Regions from separate parts of the Homo sapiens genome. Here region 1 is linked to region 2. The links are chromatin contacts, found by Hi-C or POLR2A ChIA-PET in ENCODE. All regions are on one chromosome and are shown on one strand. The core of a region is the stretch at or near the end of the contact, and the rest is flanking DNA. Distances in the headings are between cores, read along the strand shown.

Region 1 (4,017 bases), core at 89-2,588, 110 kb before region 2:
GTGTGGGCTTATAAACCCACAGGAAAATGGGATGGGGTGCTGAAATCAGGCACTGGAGGGCTACTGACTTTCTCTAGAATTCATTCGCACACCAGCTTTCCCACAAGGCTGGATCCCTGTCAGCTACCAGCCATAGGTTCATAGCCTTTACAGCCTTGGGAACAGAGAAAAGAGACCCTCTTTCCCATGCTGCAGTTGAATAACCTGGGGAAAGACTCTAAAAGGCCTGATTTGAGTCACACATTCAACCATAGATGATTGTCATGGCCAAGGATGTGAGTTGCACTAGAAATGCCCAAAAGAAAGGGAGTACCATTATGAGCACGGAAAATTGTCCACCATAGCTAGCATTTTATAGAATGCTTTCTTTATGCTGGGCACATGTATGCTCACATTTACTTCTAAAATAAGAACCATGATCACAGGAGGTGTCTGTAGGGTCACATTAGATTGTTCTGAGGGGCAAGAGGGAGGCTGCCTGGACGAAGGGGAGCCCTAAGTCACCAATGAGAATTAAAAGCTGGACCCCACACTAGGGTACCTCCTCCTTTCATCCGAATAAACAAGAACAAAAGTGGACCCCAAAGGCAATCCCCTTCACTCACCCCATCTATCCCCAAATGCCTTTCCCAATTGATATGGGTTCAGGATTCAAGGGGTCTGAAGCTTGTATAAGTTGGGGATCCCTTTTTAAGTAAAAGAATATTAAAACATTTTACTTTTGCAAATTTTACAACATATAACCATGTAAACACAATGTTAGTGCCCCTTAGCTGTGTCTATCTAAGAGGGGAGTCTTGAAATATAAACCTCACTAGTTTCATGATAAATCTGCCTCTGGTAAGAACCTCATGGTTCTTGTCCATTTAAATGGACATGTGTGGTTTCAAATACCAAATTTTCTTCTAGAACACTACCAAGAGGACCCTTCCCCACTGGCACTTGTCTTTCAAGAACTTCCATAATTCAGGTTCTTAACTAATTTAGATTGTCCTTCTACCTCAATTAACTCAAATCCTGAAAATGTATCATTTTTTATAATTATTTAATTTTGACTCCCAGTCATCCTTCAGGTGAATTTTTTTTCTTTAACAAAATATGGCCTCTGGCTAGAGAGAAATGGGCTTGAGAACAATGCTTATTCCAAGGCAAACCCTTTGGCCTCAGTGTCATGGGCTTGAACCTGATGTTCCCAGTCACGGCATTGCTGAAACTGATAGTCTAGTCATGTAGGGGATTTTCCTGACTCCGTGTCTGTCTCCCCATGGCTGTTTATTTGTACTGCTGTCTGCTTGAGTTTGGGACACTGACCTTATGAGCTGCTTCCCCAGCCCAAGCCTGTAGCCAGAGAACTAGGAGTTTCCCTCTGGCACTGCTTATGGCCAATTGGAAAGATCTGGCAATCAATTCACTGTGGAACTGGCTTGGGGTAGGGAGAGGGGGAGGGGACTTTAGAGTGGAAAGCAGAAAGGAGAGAGAACAACGAGAGAGAGAGAGAGAGAGAGAGAGAGAGAGAGAGAGAGAGAGAGAGAGAGAGACAGAGACAGAAAAGAGAGGCTTTTAAAATCAATGCCAAGCCAGCTGTGGCTCTGGACAGCTGAGTCATAGAGGATTAGGCAGTTCAGTTGGAAAGCAGACTGTGCATACTAACTCTCGGTTTCCAGCTGGAGCGGGGGATAGTAAAATTTTAAAAATTAAACAAAAGAAAGCCACAATTTAATCTCAGATAGCACTTCATTCTGAGACTCCCCGTGGTCAGAGGTGAAGGACAAGAAGCTAGTCTCATTTTTCTACAAACGAGACTCAGTCCTCATGTGGTTAAGGCAAGAATCTCTTAGAGAAACCTGAACATTGCCGTTTCGTTTTTTGAATACATAAATTACAGTAATTGCTAGAAGATGCTGGCTGCTGGCTTCTTATTGGAGTTAAAGGTTGTCTTCAAATGTCGGCCACTGAGTCACAAGTTCATAATCAGCTGTGCTGTGGCCGGATTTGGCAGTTCCGCTAGGCACAGGAAGGACATTATTACAGAAATAATTGGAGGGATGGTTGTATGTCTAAAATTTAGCCAAAATGAAAATACAAATTATTTCCAAATGATGTTAAGGGAGATTTGAAAGGAATCTAAGAAGCATAGATATGGGCAGAGTGAAGCACCACTATCCTGGGCAGGGAATTCACTCCAGGTAGAATAAGGTGTGCCCCCTCACAGTGGAGTCTACTCCTTATAGTCATCACTGGTTCACTGAAATTGTGAAACAAGGACAATCTGCATGGAATCTATCAACCAGCTTCTCTCACCTGTCAATTCTGCTGCTAGCAAGAAGGCTTGTATCCATCCTGCCTGCCCAAAGCTCTAAATAACCCACAGGCCTACTCTTTCTGCTTCCAAGCACAGAGTATGGGAGCATTTCAGAAAAAGTCACAGGGCCATGCTGACAGAATTTTTTACAAATCTATGCTGGTAAGATTTAGCTAGGCCCAAGGCTGGGCTGGCCAATGATCTTTTTATCCATCTCTTCTTAATGCTGGTCTTATTCCCACCAAGGGATTTCTCCCCTTGTAGCCATAGAGGAGACAGATGAAAGGAGTGTGTGTGTGTGTGTGTGTGTGTGTGTGTGTGTGCGCATAATAAGGAGATAAGCACCACTGCCTCCTCTCTGCTGGTGATCTGGGCACCCCTTGGCCTGAGGCCTCTGCTGCCATCTTTTTCTCTTCTCTCTGACTCCGGATCTTGTTTTGCTCTAGGCTAGTGGTTCTCCACTCTGGCTGCACTAGAATCACCCAGGCAGTTTTTGAAAAGTACAGACACTGGGGCCCCATCTCACCTCCAACTTCTCAATAGATTTCATTTCTGTAGAGTATGGCTCAGACAAGGTCATCAGTAGTATTGATAAAGCTCCCAGTGGTTCTAATGTGAAGTCACCAGCCACCTCCCAGTTGCTACCTTACTGAGGCTACAGCAGCATCTCAGTGTCTGTCATGTCAGTGTCTTATAGCATTTAGCAGAAGTTCTTATGCATACTTAGAAAACATTGGTTAAGAGTCATTTCTGGCTAGCATAATTAAATTCATTTTCACTTTGTTTCCTTCCAAGGAGAAGCCAGAAAGTCTATCAGATTCTCCATATAGACTTTGCCTGTACAGCCTTGGACAGTAACTTATCCTCTTTGGAGTTGTATTTCCTCTTCTAACAAAGTGAATTGCTTAAATTAGGTGTTCTTTAAGACCCTTTTCATATCTAAGCTGTCACAACCATAAAACTCAAAGACCTTTTATCAGTACTATTATTTACCAGCTGTGTGACCTTGAGTGGCTCATTTATCTTCTCAAGCTCCTCAGATTCCTCACGTGTGAAAATCAGATGGGAAGATCAGGCCAGGTTTTCCAAATATATTCTCCAGAACATTCCTAGTCCAAGAGATGTCCCATGAAAAATAAGGTAAGTAGTCCAAGAAGGCTAAAATGTAACAAAACTAGGTTAACTCTTTTTCAACCCAGAAATTCCTGAAGTTATTTGACCATGTAGCTACTGCCTTCTTATAAATCCTATTAAGAACCTGCAGAAGTATTATACTTGATGTTTAGATCTCTTCCACTTCTTAAATTTCACCATTCTGTGGTCAAGGCACAAGCTTGTTAGGTAAGAGGGTGAATAACATGCTTGCTCCCTTGACATGTAAAGGAGAAAATAATTTGTTCCCTGCTTGACCCCAGTCTTTGGCTGTTTCACAGGGACAGACATAATCTGACACGGATATCTTCTGGGGCTTACTACTTTTGAGAAGACATTTTTTTTTTTTTTTGAGTCGGAGTCTCATACAGTTGCCCAGGCTGGAGTGCAGTGGCATGATCTCAGCTCACTGCAACCTCTGCCTCCCAGGTTCAAGTGATTCTCCAGTCTCAGCCTCCCGAGTAGCTGGGATGAAATGTCAGCAGTCATTCTGGTTCAAGCCTAAAATGAAGTCTGATTCTTCACTTTTACCTGTACGAGGCAGGTTGTTGTAAAAGAGAAAT
Region 2 (3,500 bases), core at 816-3,315:
GGAGAGTACGTCTCCATTCGGTTGATTTGGGGTACAGTCATGTGACTTTCTTTGGCTAATGAGATGTTAGCAGACATGACACAGCATAGGGTACACATGTTTGTGCAGCTGGTCTTGCACTCTTGTGCCTCTGTCATCACCATGAGAATATGCTTGGGATGGGTCACCGGTCTCAGGAAAGAAGATAAGAGACATATGGAACAGGGCTGAGCTACACTAGCCCAGAAGCGTAAGAAAGATCAGCAGAGCTGTCCATACAAGCCCAGCCTAAATTAGCTGACCCCCAGCTGAGCTCAGAAGTGTGAGCAGCTCCTACTAAGATCAGCAGAACCCCCAACAAGCCCAATCTAGATCATCTGACCTCAGCCAACCCACACATACACATGTTAAGTAAATGCTTATTGTTGTAATCACTGAGTTTGTGTGTGTGTGTGTGCATGTGTGCGCACGTGTGTGTGTTTTAACTGAGCATCATTGTGGTCACAGCTAAATAGCATTACAAGAAAGACAGATGCTTACTTTCCTGCTAGTCTAGAATCTAAGAGGATATGAAACCAGAGCTACAGCTGTGGTCACCACATAGAACTTGAAGATGAAGTGTGCAGACTGAGGACAGCTGAGCTGAAATCGAGTCCCGCTCACATTGAGCTCTCAATTTAGCCTGGTCTAATGCCAGTTCTGCCTCTGATCTTGTTTATATGAGCCAGTAAATTCCTTTTGTATTGCTGAAATCAGATGGATTTGGCTTTTTCTATCCAACTTGCAATCAGAAGAATCTTAACTAATACCAAAGTATACAGGTAACCAATGATAGAAATAAATTCATAAAAATGAGAAGAGAGGGGTGGGGGAGTGGCGTACACAAAATAATTTCTCATCTTACACGGCATGGACAACATAATGTTCAATTCAGTAAATCAAGAAATATAAATATAGGCATGTTTTATGGAGATGATCATGGGAAAGGACTGAAATAAGAAATAAAGTTGGTTTTACTGGGACAGAGAATATGACCAAGGGATGAGGTGTTCATTTTTTTTTTTATCTTATGGAGATCTGTGGTGTCCCATGGGTGGCCACTAGCAGCAGTTGGTCATTTAAATTTAAATTAATTAAAATTTAAAATGCAGCCTCTTGTTCACAGTAGCAGCATTTGTAGTGCTCAACAGCTAGCTACATGTGGCTAGTGGCTACTGTACTAGATTGAACAGATATTGAATCTGTCCATCACCATCACCGCAGCAAGTTTAGTTGGACAACGCTGTAGTGGAGTGTCAGGAGTCACTGTGTAAAGTCAATGAATCAAACAACAGAAGTTTAAATACATCATTCAAAATTGCCCCATCACGATTTCATGGTACAGGCCCTGGAGGAAAAACAGCTTAGTTTCCTTTCAAATCCCAGCTCTGATACTTACAAGTTACTGAACCTTGGGTAAGTCACATTGATCTTTCTGTACTTCAATTCACTTATCAGTAAAATGGCAGAATACATGCAGACCTTTCTCACAAGGTTGCTGTGAGAATTAAATAACCAAATATATGTAAGTTCTTATATTTTGTGCCCAGCATGTGGTAAACATTCAATATTTACTTTTTATTTTCTATCCTTCTCTAAGTTAATTTTATTTTACCATATGCACATAGTTTAAATAAACTATGTATATATGAGATTTATAAATCAGTATTTAAATATAAATATAATATTTAATTTTTATCTCTCATATACAGTATATGTACATATACATATATCTCAGCTCCAGTTCATGGGATTATAGATGCTTTCATTTTCTTCTTTGTACATTTCTATAGTTTCCAAATTTCTGTATTGAACATGTATTATCTTTATCACCAGAAAAAAAAGTTTTTACTTTTAAAGATACCAACATATTTTGAGATGAACAGTGTTCTACATCTGGATCATTTGCTTTTGCTGATTTAGTCCACAGGGGCCCATTACATAATCTGTTGTTAGCCAACTGGGGCTTCATGACCTCTTTCCTGGGCTATTACAAAATCCTCCTGGCTGGTCCCCTTCCCTGTCCAGCTCTCTCCCAGCCTCCCTGTGCTGTCTCCACAGTGCTGCCAGAGTGATCCTTCCACAGCACAACATTTATAACACTCCCCTGCTTAAAACCTGTCAGCGTTTTTCTGTCCTTTACAAGTTAACTGCCCAGTCCAAGGCATGCCCCACCAAAGCCTTCTTATTCTAACCTTGCCTGCCTTTCCAGTCTTTTAACCCCCCACCAAATGTATCCAAGTCTCCACCCACAAACCACAAGGAGGAACATTCTTCTACCCCTTCTCCATTTCCAGTTGGAAGTCCCATTTATCCCACAAGATGTGCCTAACTTTGCACTAATCTCCAAAAGCAGAGCTCAGAGCTCCCACTCCAATCAGCACCACTGTCTCAGAGCCTGTTCTACTGAACAGCAATTATTTGTTTACATTCCAGACTCACCCTCAAGTATGCGCTCCTTGAGGGTGTGGCATCTTTGCCTTCCTGTGTCCAGCCCAGAAATTGACACCAAATAGTGCTTAATAAATGGTTGTTGCACGGATTCAGGAAGAAATTGTTTTAATTAAGATAGTAAATGTTCACTGCAGAAAATTAGAAAGTCTAGATAAATCAGAAGCAAAGAAAAAAAAACATGAAGCACATGTAATACCACCTCTCAGTAACATCAACACCTTGGTATATGTCCACAAGCTAGATTAGAGGTTCTCAAGCTTTCTTGGTTCATGGCACTCTCAGTGTTTCCGTAAATTTGTCTAGCATTTTAGACCAAAATAAATTATGTTTATTATGTAGTTTAGTCCAAACACCTTAATGGTAGTATGTAGTTCCCAGTGTCCAAAGGTGTCACTGTGTTTCCCTAGAAATTTTAGAATATATTGGGATGGGTGTTGCTGTGAATTCACCATAGTGCCCCAGGATTCCTTGGCACACAGTTTGGGAATTACTGGTCTAGACCTTCTAAAAGGATCTTTTAAAATACAATACATTGTCATATTGTACAGACTTTTGTTAACCAATGATTTGTATTTAATAAGAAGTAATACATGACTTTCCTGCTTGGTAACTGCTTATCTACCAATAGCTAATATTTGATAAGTACCTGGTAAGTTCCCTATGAGGAAGGTGTAATGCTACATCATTATCTTCATGAAGAAGCTGAGACACTGAGTTGTACATGAACAGCAAGGTATACGTTTAAAAAGGAAAAAATGAAAAAAGAAACTGAGGCACTGGCAATTTAAGAAACTTTACCAATATCTAACAGGTAGTAAGTTCACAATCAGGCTGCAAACCCAAGAAATCAAGTTTTAGAATCCGTACTCTTTTAACCTTCACAGCATCATTTAAATGGGGTGTGAGGCTACAATGGTGTTCTATGGTAAAGATGTATTACAACTTACTTAAATCATATCCCAAATATTAGACATTTAAATTGTTTCCAAGTTTTCACTATTTTCAACAATCTTGAAATGAACATCTTT

The links. A loop is a pair of places that touch in the nucleus more often than their neighbours do. ChIA-PET counts read pairs that join two places held with the same protein, here RNA polymerase II (POLR2A). Pooled maps may share reads with other maps.
Region 1: a map of cardiac septum shows a loop between it and region 2 (2.3-fold over the local background). The contact joins two enhancer-like sites. A Hi-C loop is called at or near these places in 3 of 168 maps with a recorded cell type or tissue (CD14-positive monocyte, cardiac septum and heart left ventricle), 4 of 37 single-sample maps with no recorded cell type and 4 of 50 pooled maps. POLR2A ChIA-PET finds 5 or more read pairs at or near these places in 3 of 52 experiments (AG04450, OCI-LY7 and PC-9).

What each region holds. Positions count from the first base shown.
Region 1 is chr10:62,561,937-62,565,953 of GRCh38, reverse strand. No RefSeq gene overlaps it. Among named protein-coding and RNA genes, the nearest start is that of ZNF365, 190 kb to the right of the region's middle. Within about 2 kb of position 1,338, at least 18 of the 41 ENCODE cell types and tissues checked have a DNase peak (open chromatin) inside an H3K27ac peak, as active enhancers do.
Region 2 is chr10:62,453,781-62,457,280 of GRCh38, reverse strand. It overlaps a transcript of ZNF365 not described here. Among named protein-coding and RNA genes, the nearest start is that of ZNF365, 81 kb to the right of the region's middle. Within about 2 kb of position 2,065, at least 9 of the 41 ENCODE cell types and tissues checked have a DNase peak (open chromatin) inside an H3K27ac peak, as active enhancers do.